Linked DNA regions of Homo sapiens: regions 2 and 3 are each linked to region 1. The links are chromatin contacts, found by Hi-C or POLR2A ChIA-PET in ENCODE. All regions are on one chromosome and are shown on one strand. The core of a region is the stretch at or near the end of the contact, and the rest is flanking DNA. Distances in the headings are between cores, read along the strand shown.

What was found. A loop is a pair of places that touch in the nucleus more often than their neighbours do. ChIA-PET counts read pairs that join two places held with the same protein, here RNA polymerase II (POLR2A). Pooled maps may share reads with other maps.
Region 2: POLR2A ChIA-PET joins it to region 1 with 6 read pairs in CD4-positive, alpha-beta T cell. The contact joins the promoter of ICOS here to the enhancer-like site in region 1. POLR2A ChIA-PET finds 5 or more read pairs at or near these places in 2 of 52 experiments (CD4-positive, alpha-beta T cell and activated naive CD4-positive, alpha-beta T cell).
Region 3: a pooled map shows a loop between it and region 1 (4-fold over the local background). The contact joins the promoter of NEMP2 here to the enhancer-like site in region 1. A Hi-C loop is called at or near these places in 5 of 50 pooled maps. POLR2A ChIA-PET finds 5 or more read pairs at or near these places in 3 of 52 experiments (B cell, activated B cell and naive thymus-derived CD8-positive, alpha-beta T cell).

Annotation. Positions count from the first base shown.
Region 1 is chr2:195,557,852-195,562,165 of GRCh38, forward strand. No RefSeq gene overlaps it. Among named protein-coding and RNA genes, the nearest start is that of LINC01827, 14 kb to the right of the region's middle. RefSeq lists an enhancer at 1,760-1,809. Within about 2 kb of position 1,945, at least 13 of the 41 ENCODE cell types and tissues checked have a DNase peak (open chromatin) inside an H3K27ac peak, as active enhancers do; they include B cell and CD4-positive, alpha-beta T cell, where a contact is called at or near this core.
Region 2 is chr2:203,935,050-203,939,363 of GRCh38, forward strand. ICOS (inducible T cell costimulator) reads left to right here and starts at 1,714. Exons shown (of 5, transcript NM_012092.4): 1 at 1,714-1,823. The coding sequence starts at 1,766. It overlaps LOC101927840 (a long non-coding RNA gene), which reads right to left. Exons shown (of 4, transcript XR_427213.4): 2 at 2,268-2,339; 3 at 1,059-1,152.
Region 3 is chr2:190,532,848-190,537,161 of GRCh38, forward strand. It overlaps NEMP2 (nuclear envelope integral membrane protein 2), which reads right to left and starts at 1,875. Exons shown (of 9, transcript NM_001142645.2): 1 at 1,712-1,875. The coding sequence starts at 1,808. It overlaps NEMP2-DT (NEMP2 divergent transcript), which reads left to right and starts at 1,991. Exons shown (of 5, transcript NR_183903.1): 1 at 1,991-2,274. RefSeq lists a silencer at 1,539-2,188.

The sequences.
Region 1 (4,314 bases), core at 695-3,194:
ATTTAATTTTCTAGTGGTTAAATTATTTGAGACATCATTTAAATTCTTTAAAAATCAGGCCAGGTGTAGTGGCTCATGACTGTAATTCCAGCACTTTGGGAGGCCAAGGCGGGCAGATCACTTGAGGTCAGGAGTTTGAGACCAGCCTGGCCAACATAGTGAAATCCCATCTCTACTAAATAAATAAATAAATAATTTAAAAATCTAAAAAGGAGGCAAGCATGGAGGCTCACACCTGTAATCTCAGCTACTTAGGAGACAAAGGCAGGAGGATCACTTGAGTTCAGGAGTTTGAGACCAGCCTTGGCAATATAGCAAGAAACCATCTCTAAAAAAAAAAAAAAAAATGAAAAGAAAAGAAACAAAAAAAACTAAAAAGGATATAAACTTTTGATTCTAATGCTTTATATAGCAAACATATGATTTAGAATAATTTAAATTATTACATTCAAAATATGTGTTTACTTCAAATATATTTTCAGAAACCTTAAACAATAAAAGTAAATAAATAATGCTTTTTAGCCTCATCCATCTAAAAGCAGGTAGATGGGGAGATGACTCATGACCCAGAACCCCAAGATTCTCAGGTCATGGTCACCTTTTGCCACTCTCACCACCACCTCCAACAAAGCAGTGGAAAAGCCTATATGCTGACCTTGTGGTCCAAGGAGATTTAAAGTGTGGTGGGGCATTGTGGGTTGAACAGTATCCCCAAAAAGATTTGCTCAAGTCTGAACCCCTAAAACCTACAAATGGGACCTTATTTGGAAACAAATAAGAGCCTCGGTGATATAATCAAGTTAAGATGAGGTTATACTGCATTAGAGTATATTTACGGAAAGAGGTATGAACATTCTGACAATCAGTATACACTACTGGTAGGAGTGTAAATTCGTTCAACCCTTGTGAAAAGCAGCATGGCAATTCCTCAAAGAGCTAAAAGCAGAACTACCATTCTACCCAGCAATCCCATATATATCCAGAAGAATATAAATCATTCTACCATAAAGACACACACATGCAAATGTTTATTGCAGCACTATTCACAATAGCAAAGATATAGAATCAACCCAAATGACCATCAATGACAGATTGGATAAAGAGAATGTGATACTTATATACCAGGGAATACTATGCAGCTATAAAAAAAGAACAAGATCATGTCTTTTGCGGGAACATGGATGGAGCTGGAGACTATTATCCTTAGCAAACTAATGGAGGAACAGAAAACCAAATACAATATGTTCTCACTTATAAGTAGGAGCTAAATGATAAGAACTACGAACACAAAGAAGGAAACAAAAGACACTGGGACCTACTTAAGTGGGGAGGGCATCAGGAGGGAAAGAAGCAGAAAAGGTAACTATTGGGTACTTGGCCTAACACTTGGATGATAAAATAATGCATACAACAAACTCCCATGACATTGGTTTACCTATGTAACAAACCTTCCCATGTACCCCACAAACCTAAAATTAAAAGTTTAAACAAGGGGAAAATTTAGACATACACAGAGACAGGGCCATTTGATGATGGAGACAGAGATTGGAGGGTTGCAGCTGCAAGCCAAGCAATGCCAAAAATGTCAGCAAGCACCAGAAGCTAGGGGAGCGGCCCAGGTCAGTTTCTCCCTTAGGGCCTCCAAAAGGAACCAACCCTACCAACGCTGATTTTAGACTCCCAGCCTCCACAACCGTGAAACAAATACAGATGTTTAAGCAACCCAGTTTGTGGTGTCTTGTTACAGCAGCCCTAGGAAACTAAAACTGGGAGCATCAAAGCCATTTCCTGCTCTATTGTGTCCTCGTCCCACAGATGAGCCTAGAAATGCCTGACTTGGCTATGTAAAAATACAGAGAACTTGCCACTTTCATGAGAGGCTGACTGCTCATGAACTGTCACAGGACAGGTGCACTTCATCAGCCTCAGCTCATGCTTTACTCATGGTCTTTGTTGGTTCCTTTGAAAGCAGGATGTGGTTTGCCCCAGCTTCCCTCCTTCTTGGAACCAGCATGTAACGCATACTTGTTTTGAGAGTTTTTTTTTTATTATTATTACTATTGCAGAGAAACAGGGCTTTAAAAAGATTCAAAAGCATTTCAAAACTATGAAAATCTCCCAAATATATAAGTGGTATATGTGGGCTTTGCTGAGATGTCATTGCAGTTTGGCCTGTTTATTGTCATCTGGTACCTGCTCCATAAGGATGACAGTTATTATTTGTAGAATCATTCCATGAGCCACTTCTAAAGATGCAGCTTTATTAGGCCACTGAAAATGGAAAGATGAGATACAGTCTCTGATCTCACAGAAATTACACTTCAGAAGGGACAGAAATATTTAAGCAAATCAGGGCAATAGGTGTTAAAAATTAAAAAGTGTACGTGGCATATTGAGGTGGCATAAGTTAGGTATCATTAATAATTTCAAGAATAAAATGATCTTGAATTGAGATTTGGAAAATATAGATATTTGTCAAGTAGGCGAGGCGAGAAAGGGCATTCCAGCATGGGCAATGGTCCAGGTATGTACACACACATACACACTCACACACACATTGGCAAATTTGAGGGAACTGCAAGTAGTTTATTGTGGGTAGAGTAATATAAAATAGAATTGAAAGCAAGTTTTTTAAAATGAGCCTAAGGGAATACGATAGTAGCAAGAGAGAACTTTGTTCAGAAAATTATTGCATACGTTTCTATTTTTTTTTTCTTGTTTTTGAGACAGGGTCTCACTCAGTCGCCCAGGCTGGAGTGCAGTGGCAAGATCTCAGCTCACTGCAGCCTTGACCTCCCGAGCTCAAGCGTTCCTGCCACCTCAGCCTCCCAAGTAAGTTTCTGAGACTATAGGTGTGCGACACGAAGCCCAGCTAATTTTTTTTTTTTTTTTTTTTTTTTTTGTAGAGACTGGGTTTTGCCATGTTGCTCAGGCTGGTTTTAAACTCCTGAGCTCAAGTGGTCTGCCCACCTCAGCCTCCCAAAGTGCTAGGATTACAGGTGTGAGCCACCATATCCAGCCAGGTTTCTATAGTTTTTTTTTAATAGGTAGCTTTCACATGTGACTCCATGCATCAGAGTAGGTAATTCAAAGAAGAGAACCTCATCAGTTAAGACTCACAATATCATAAGGTAAAAACTAATCCTTTGCTCAAAAGAATGAGAAAAATATTTACTATAATCCCAAAGTGTAGTTGTGGTGGCAGAAGGGAAGAAGAGAAAGGAACAGAAATGAAACAAAAATGATCAGGAGGTAGAGTACACTGGACAAAATAACTGTAGGATGGCTCCCAGTTTTCTTGCATTGGTGACAAGGAGAATGGAGACACTGTAAGCTAAAGGCAAGAAAGACAGTGAGTTCAGTTGTGGGAATATCAACTGTTTAATACCCTATGGGGAAATACTAGTAAAGTTGTCCAGTGAGCATCAGGGATGACGAACTCAGATGACAGGCATGATTGGAATTAGAGATATCAAATGAGCTTATAGTTAGAAGTTGAAGCTAAAAAAAAAAAATGGATAAGCTCAGTCAAATGGGCTTGTAGACTAAGAAAAGAAGGTATGTAATGATTAAGAGCATAGGCTCTGGAGCCAAAATGCTAGCGTCTGGATCATAGCTCCATTACTAGCTAGCCATGTGATCTTAGGCAAATTAACTTCTCTGTTTCAGTTCCTGCAATTATGAGGTTGTGAAAATTAACTGAGTTATTTTATGTAATGTACTTAGAAGTGTGCCTGACCCATAGTAAATATTCAATAATCTGTGAAGAGAGAAAATGGGGACATGGGAAAAGAGAGAGGCAGAGACAGAAAAAGATTGGTGAGAAAGACAGCCAAGGAAAAAAGCGCAATGAAAAGCAGTATACAAGCAGTGGACAAAGAGAAGGGGGCTATAAGAAAGGCTGGAAAGGTGCTAAAGGACGAAAGAAATTAAAACCAGCAAGGAATGTAAGAATCTCAAGATGAAGTGTTGGTTCAAAAGTTGGATCTTGCTGGGTGCGGTGGCTCACGCCTGTAATCCCAGAACTTTGAGAGGCAAGGCAGGCAAATCACTTGAGGTCAGGAGTTCAAGACCAGCCTGGCCAACATGGTGAAGCCCTGACTCTACTAAAAGTACAAAAATTAGCCAGGCATGGTGGAGTGTGCCTGTAATCCCAGCTACTCGGGAAGCTGAGGCACGAGAACTGCTTAAACCCAGGAGGTGGAGGTTGCAGTGAGCGGAGATCTGGCCACTGCACTCCAGCCTGGGCAACAGAGTGACACCCTGTCTCAAAAAAAAAAAAAAAAAAAAAAAAAAAAAGACATTAAGAGTCCA
Region 2 (4,314 bases), core at 464-2,963, 8.4 Mb after region 1:
CCCTGAGCTCTAGAACTTATGACAGCTTTTCTCAAGTGAAGTTAAAGTTCCCCATACTCAGTTCCAGAGCTAGGCCTCACCTAGGTTGGAAGAAGTCAATTGTTCTCCACTGCCTGCCTGTGTGCTGGGAAAGGACTCTAGCACAGTGCCGGTGGGGCTGGAAGCCTTTCCTCATGATGCTACGGGGAGTACAGTGAAAAGGGAGGAGATTGGGGTAGCAAGGTCCCAGGGGTCCTGGCAGCCCAGGCTCTACTTCTCAGGCTAGCTCAGTCCCTCAAACAGCTTCCTTCACACCCACTGCTGAGACCCAGGAGCCCTACAGAAGGTAGCTAGGGGAAGCTTCAGCAGCTAGGGGGATCCCTGCAGGATCAGCCTCCTCCTTACCTTGCAGACCCCTTGGCTGTGGTCTGGCATTCCTAGTGGCTGGCCTAAAGCCCCAAACCTGGAATCTGTTTCAGAGCCTGGACCTTTTGGACTCACACCTTGGTTTCCCTGGCCAGCTGATTTCAGCTTCTCATCTAAATGTCATTTCTGCAGGCTAAGGGAAGTCCAGCCTGGATCTAGCATCTTGGAAGCGCGTTCAGACTTCTGGATGGAGGGATCAGCAGGCCTTGGTATTGGTGGTTCTACCTGCTTCGGTTAAGAGTGAGGACTCTGGAGCCAGACTCTCTAAATCATAGCACTGACACTTACTATATGACTTGGGCCAGGTTCGTTACCTGTCTGTGCCTCAGTTTTCCTCATCTGTAAAATGGGAGATTAGTGGTCACCATTGGGATGATTAAGAAGATTAAATGAGTTAATGTATGTATAAACTATAGTTATAATGTAAATATATATACAAACAGTAACCATTTACATGCATATAAAACATAATATAAATGTAATATTAGCTATATTCATATATAAAAATAGGTATATTTTATATATAAAATATATTACATTTAATTTTTTACATTTTGCATTAAGATATATTATTTCATATAAAACATTTAAGTACATATACATATAATTATCTATGTAATTATTATTGTTATTGTTGTTATTGTCTACTTTACCTCCCTGCAGGGATGGGGAGACCACGGCAGGCTTTTAAACATTCTTGGTCTCACTGAGCCGTAGGTGAGGAATCCCTGGTTCCTACAGACTCTGCTGTAATATGAGGAGCAGGGTTTAAGTTAGTTTAAAACTGACCCCATCATTTGAAACATTGCAATCTACAATGAATGCCACATAAATATCATTTCTCAGATTCCTATGATGCTCTTCTTTCAGATCTTTTCACTTCAATTTCTATAATAATTTTGTTTGTTTCTTGTCCTATTTCAAAGGCTTTCTTATCTCTGGAGCACCTAGCATAAGATAGAAATGTGTCAAAATATATGTTTTATTCATCATGTGAGTATTTTTAGGTCCTGTTAACCCCCATAACTATTGATTCAGAGAAGTAGGGTGGTTCTGAAAAATACAGGCATAATCTCTTTAACTTGTTTTATAGGAACCAGAATAAGGGTAATGTTTTCCTCTGTCTTCAAAATCATCAATAATCCATGCATTGTTTAACTCATGTCATAAGCAATAATGCCTTTCATATAGCCATTGGCATCAAAGAAGAAACACCCCCTTGATTTGATGGTAAGCGTGACACTACATAAACTCCCAGAAAACCCACTTCCTTTCCAGCAAATAGAAAACAACCGAGAGCCTGAATTCACTGTCAGCTTTGAACACTGAACGCGAGGACTGTTAACTGTTTCTGGCAAACATGAAGTCAGGCCTCTGGTATTTCTTTCTCTTCTGCTTGCGCATTAAAGTTTTAACAGGTAAGTGGTGTATTGAATATTTCTTATTAAGTTATAATTCAAGTAAACATTAAGAAAAAGCAAAGGTAGAAAAATTACGCACCCAAAAGACAGTGGTTTTGGTTTTTGAAAGTAGGAATAGTTTCAGGATATGGCCAAGGGCACCATGTCACTCATGTCACTGTGGATGGCATTGAGTTTGCATTGCTGCCTTTGATACTGTGTCTTGAGATGAAAAACATGTTTCATCAGACCATTAAATTTTTAAATTACCTGCTTGGAGTTACCTGTCAGTGGATAAACTAGCAGAGTGGCTTACTGTTCTTAGAGAAAGATGAAAGGCAAAATGACTTGTGTCAACAGAATGAAAATTAAATAGCTCTGGCATTTGGACTGGGAATTCTTTCTGTGGTAGAAAATAAAATGGGAAGTCTTTGAAAAGAAGGATTTTGATTTTAATCTTACCTGGATGATCTGTTATCTGAAATGTCCAGGGCACCATAGAGTTTTTATTGACACTAAGTATCAGAGTTCACCCTAAAAAGCCAAGGAGGAAAGGATAATGTAAAAATACTTCCTAGCCCCTGTAGACCTTACAAAAAAGATCATTCTGGAGTCCCTGATTCCTTCTCTTGAATGGCATATAGCAGACTCTATATGGACAATTTAAATAATGCTACATACAATGTAAGTTAATACACGTGTTTCTGCTGCTTTTTACTGTATATAATTTGTACTACTTTTGTTTTCTCTTTCACACTGAGCCCTATTCTTGAGGTTGAAAAAAGGAAAGTTAAGTAATATTAAATAACTTAAATAATCAAATAAACTAAAAGTGAAGGCAGAACTTTTAGTAGGTATGATCCTATCTAGGGATACATTTTTTCAGTGGCAAAAAAATAGACCTTACTGTTCTTACAAAAAATGAAAAAAAAATGAAATCAAATTGATCAAATGTTTCATCTTGTGCTGGCTCAAAGTGAGTTAAGTGCAGTTAAGAGGATTGAGGAATGTAGAATGAGCACAAGGACAGTTTTGGGCTACTTGCTGGTTTATGCCTTTTCTAGAATCTCATGAAGTCCTTTAGCGGCATGAATGACATGAGCAGCTTTGGAATTTATATTCATTCTTCATTCATCCATTTACTCATGTAGCATTGAGCACCTGCCTGGTAGCAGGTACTGTGCCAGATGGTGTATGTACAAGGATGAGCAAAACCAGGTCAACCCCTGTTCTTTGGAAGGTAACTGCATGGTAGAGAGAGATATATTAATCAAATAATCCCATTGATTAATGATAATTACAGGCAAAACTCAATTATATGAGGGAATGTAACAAGGAGCTTGACTAGACTGGGTGGGTGTGGAGGTGTAGCTGAGGAGCAGGGTTCATTGAAGTCTTTCCTGTGCAAGTGGCACTTGAGCGGAGATTTCAAGGACAAGGTAGCAATCAATGGGGAGAACGGTATGAAGGTAGGGAAGAACGTTCCATACCATGGAAGGAACAAGTGCAAAGAGCCTGTGGCAGGAAGGAATGAGGTAAGGTTAGGGAACTAGAAGAAAGCAGACAGATGTGCCTGAGCACAAAGAGGGAAGAGGCTGAGCTTGGTCCAAGATGACCAACTGGTCCAAGTTGGTCCAAGGTGAGGCTGGAAAGGAAAGTAGAGGCCAGACCATTCAGACCATATAGTCTATGTTCCAGATTTTGGATATTCTTCCAAGAACGTTGGTACCATTCGTGGAAGGGTTTGTTTGTATTGATAAAAATCATTCAACTAGGCCAAACCAATTTGGGCAGTTCTGGTTGTGGTATTATGCTCAGGAGAATTAAAGTAGCATCGGTGTCAATTCTGTGGAAGGTGAGATCCAGCCTTAGGTAGGATTGTTTTAAGTTTCCAGATTAAGCTGACGAATAATTTGTATTCTGGAACAATATTCATCGTAGATTCTAAATGAATACAACCAATGTTCACTCTCATTATAAAGAAAGCCATGAGATGTGGCATGCTGTTTGGCATGTGGCAAACCTGAGGCACGAGTGGCTAAATGGTAACAATAAATCTGCTAGCAATGATCCTATTTAAAATATCTCCACAATGCATGTATCCAGAAACTGCCATGTAAAAGCTCTAAAGAAAAAGAGCCAAACTCAAGTAAACTAAGTACTTGCTTGTCCTCTGTTGTATTTTCAATCCTCCCAATTTACATAGGCTTTCTCATGCCATGAAGATGTAGGCATTCTTACCTTTAGTCAGTGTTTGAAGAATTTCCAACCAGGAAAGGTTAAGTGATTTGTTACACAGTAGTTGGTGGCAGAACCAAAGTTAGAACTCTAATGTGACTCCAACATCTACATTCTTTCTAAACTGTGTTGAAGTAGTGGAGGTGTAACATAAATCTAAAGGAACGTAAATCTCAATGATTCTGATCACCTTTGTTATTTGGTTGTGAATTAAGAAGGATGGGAATCTTGCTGATTTCTAGTCTTTGATGGATCTCAATGTAGAATTTAA
Region 3 (4,314 bases), core at 625-3,124, 5.0 Mb before region 1:
TCACAGTCCGTATTGGAAAGCCTACCGGAATGGCAGGCATCCCTCTAAGGCTACAAAAGTTGCCATTCTTCTTAGCTGTGGACTAGTTTTATCAAGTCAGTGGGCATCCTGCATGTCTCAGGCAGAACAGAAGCTCCAATAAGTATTTATGTGTGTCTTTGATTAACAAAGCAGAGAAGCAGGCTGTTACTATTATACTAAATGCGGTAACATAAAAACTTTAAAAACACCAGGTTCACTGAGGTGAGGAAAATACTGGAAACTCTTCAGTAAAAACATCTTCATTTTACTCAAGAGAAAACTACGGTCCATAAAGACTCTGTGCCTGGACCAAGGTTATACCACAAGTTGTGGCTGAAGGAATGAGTGGTCTAGAACCCAAGGTGCTGGGTGCTGGTCTAAGGCTACTTCTAATTTTCTCGCTGTTGCCATGCCCAGAAACCTTCCTGCTTAGACAGATTTGTGTTTTATTTTTTCACCAGCATAAAATTGTTGTATTTCTTACTACCAAACCTTCGTTTTCTCATCTGTAAAATGGGTATAAAATGGTGCTTTCCCGCATAGGGCTTCTATGGGTATTAAATATGATAGATACTGCAGTTAAAGCACTTATAACACTGCCTAGCACATACTGAACACTCAAAAAATTTCTCTTCAATGAAAACTGGAATCCAACACTTCCCCAACATATAACTCACTGCAAGATTCCCTCAGTTGGGAGCTGTGGCAGAATCTGATAATGACCTCATCAACATCCAGTCTCTCATTCATCCTTAGATAAAAAACCGCGGTATAACCGGAGGGAGGGCCATGCCCAGCTAAAAGAATACACTTGGCAGCCTCCCTTGAAACCAGGGTAGCCAAAGCAAGGAAGGGAAGTTGGTAGACAGTGCACCCAGGAAATCTTTTAAAAGATTTTATGAGGGGAAAAAAAAAAAGAAACAGAAATGTGAAGCTCATGGTAAGTTAGCGGCAGGTCTGGAGTTGGAACTCTAGGTTTCTGACTTCCCCAGGTGTCCTTCCCAGATCCTTCCCCAGTGTGCCAGCATCTTAAGCCCACTCCGTGGCGAGCCCCTACAGCTAGCAGCCGCTACCAGTTCTTGCTTCCTGTGTGCCAGGCATTGTGCACACGAACACCACAAGAACCTTGTGAGGCCTCATTACCTGCCGCTCACGTGGGACCGTTATGTTTACTCGCTCAAGGTCACAACAGTCAGGGGCAGAAGAATTTTCGCTCCGATTCTGAAGCTGAAGCTGTTACCTTCTCTAGTCTTGAGACCAAAGGAATGCGAGATAGTGAAATAACAAGGATTTCAACACGCATTGATGTACTGTACAAAAGGCCGTGTGCTGAAAGTCTGGAGACTAGGGTCAGCTGTGCCAGTGACAAGCTGTGTGACCCTGGGCAAATCAAAACCTCTCTGAGTTTCGGTTGCTTCTGTAAAACGAGGGAATTGGGCGACTGGATCGCGCGGTTGCTTCTAATTCTAAAATTACAAAATGTCCAACTGCCAGGCGAGAGACTACGGAAGCCCAGTAAGACAGGAAGGGCGGGCGGGGCCTGCCCGGGAGACCCCAAAGCGAGAAAAGGGAGCGCCCGCCCCAGTGGGCCTCGCGGTGCCGCCCGGGCCAAAGAGCGCGCCCTCAGGGCAGCCGCGAAGCCGGGGAGCGAGCACGCACGCGCGCGCCGCCGCCGCCGGTCCCGGGTTACCTGATAACGCTGCCGCCGCCGCCTCCCCGCGCACGGGCAGTGTGGCCAGGGGCGGCAGCCAGAGCAGCAGCCACCACCGCCCTTGGCGCGGCCCCATTTCGTTAGGGGTCAGCTCCGTGCGACCCGAGCCCTAGGGGACCGGCTCCGCTGCGAGGAGCGGAAGTGGCGCGGGGGCTCAGAGAAGGCGGAGGGGGCGGTGAGGCCCGAACGCGGGAAAGGCGGAGACCCCGCCTCCCCGGGGCGGAGGGAGAGTTGGGCTCGTTGCTCCAGCCTCCGCCCGCGGCCTCGGGGCACGGCGGGCCCAGGCCGGAGGAGCTTTCGGTGGCGCGACCCCGCTGGCATGCTCCCGGCCTCGGCCTCGGCCTCGGCCTTGGCCTCCGGGCCTCCAGCGCACGCGGGGCGTCCAGGGCCTCATCTTCCCCTGGGGACCGCCCGGCCGTGTCCCGCTGCCCTCGGCGCAGGGGTGGGAGTTGCAGAGAGGAAGAGTCGCTAACCCGGAGTGTTTCTTAAAACTTGGCTGACCTGTGACCTGCGGATTTGGAGGCTGAATTCTCCGAGCACCTGTGAGTGACAGCCCGTGAATGGGAAGGTCCTTCGGCAAACGCCCTTTTTGTGAATAAAATACATAAAAGCCAGTTTCTTTATTTTACCTTTCTGTTTATCTTTTTACTTTCATTTGGTAACAAGCAATAACAAATTGGAAATTTGGCCGCTTAAGTAACACTGACTTGTATGTCTAATCTCGGACACGGCATTTCAGAGTACAGAGGGGCTCGTAAAATGTTCCTTCACCAACATGACAAGGTTCTCTTAAAATTACCTTATGTTAAAAAAAAGTTTCTTAATGTAATAGATATATTTTTAAATTAACATATAACCTGAATGATCTTAATACTGATAATTAGGAGATATACATATATTTTAAAGAACATTCCCTCCACAGGACCTGGAACCCATTAATTTGACTCAATATTCCATACTTAACTAGGACAGTCTTCTCTAATTCTGGTCTTTTGGTGAGATATCTTAGAGAACCCAAAGTAACAGAAATTATCCTGTTAAAAATAGATAAGCCTCATTTTTCCTAAAAGTCTGAGTAGGATGGACTAGGCTTTCCTTGCCCTCAAAGAAAGGTTTAACCAACTGCCCTTAAGCACTTGGCACCATGTGTACACCATGTATGGCTTTTAAAAAGTTAAGAAATTTCCTTGTAAGGGACTCTTCAGAGGGATGGTTTTTAAAAATAAACCATCATTACTTGAGTGAAGCCTGTCTTCAGAGAAACAGCAGAGCCCTGATCCAATTCTTTCCTGTATTCCCAGGTGCGGTGTGCACTTGCTTCTTGCAAGACAGCTTTTGTACCTAACCACATTCATTTTGATTTGGTTTAATTTTGGATGGCACTATGGAAAGTAGCTAAAATAAACAGGTGGGTTGTTGAATGATGAATGTATTTTCTACAGATATATCTGGTGGAGAAACAAAAGGGCAGGCAGCAATGTACTAAATATTTAAAGTGCTATTTATATCACAGATCCTTAGTAAATATCTGTAAAGAAGCTATATTGAAACACCACATTTTTCTCTATAAGCAATAAATATTTTTCCGGAGATAACAAGAATGTTAGGAGGTGATAGTTCTGTCACTGGGGGACAATCATGAAATTCCACTTAACCTCTCCAAACTTTTCTTCTGTATGAAAACCTTATCCACTGGGGGAAGGGCAGGAAGCTTTACCACCAACAGGATCCTGGCAAAGACCCCCTGCTTCTGGAGAAGAGATAGAAGCACAAACCTTCTGCCCTTTGGGGAGCAGCAGGAGCAGGAAACACTAGGGCTCTGTGTCCTGAACCAATAGAAAATTGAAGTTGGCTACTGCTGGGAAACCCTCTCTCACTCAAGACTCACCACAGATAAAGGAAGGATTTGGCTGCAATGGGAAAGTGTCAGGAATACTGGGAAAGCCCCACATCTAAGGTTCAGGTGCACAGGGCCTGCCTAAAACCAAGGCAGGACCAGGAGTGTGAAAAACCCCTTTTCCCCACTACAAGCCAAGCACCAGTGACAACACCAGTCAACTAGTGAGGAGGAAAAAGAGTGGGGAGAGACCTCTCTGTAACACAGGCATGCAAACACTGCTAAAAGCTGAGTGAGGGACACTGAGAAAAACTCCCCAGCACTCTAGGTTCCACACTAAAACAATGCAATAGTAACCCCCTGCTAGAGGAATCTGAATGAAGCCTGTGGTACAGAGTGAAGGCAAGGATAACAACAACAAAACCCAAATTCAGCACAACTCCTGACTAGATTGACTCAACTACCCACATTATTGACTGGACAGAAGAGGCATGTTTATTTCTGGACATTAATATTATTTACCTCAGTTGTTACTATTCTCCTACATGTGATATCCATCATTTGATCAAAAATTAAAAGACACCCAAAAAAGCAGAGAGGAGAAAAAATCAAGAGGTAAAACAGAACCAGATTCAGAAATGACCCATATATTGGGCTAGAATTAATATGCTTATAAAGCTAGTGGAAAAGGTGAACAATATGCATGAATATATATAGAGAATTTCAGCAGAAAGAGGAAAATTAC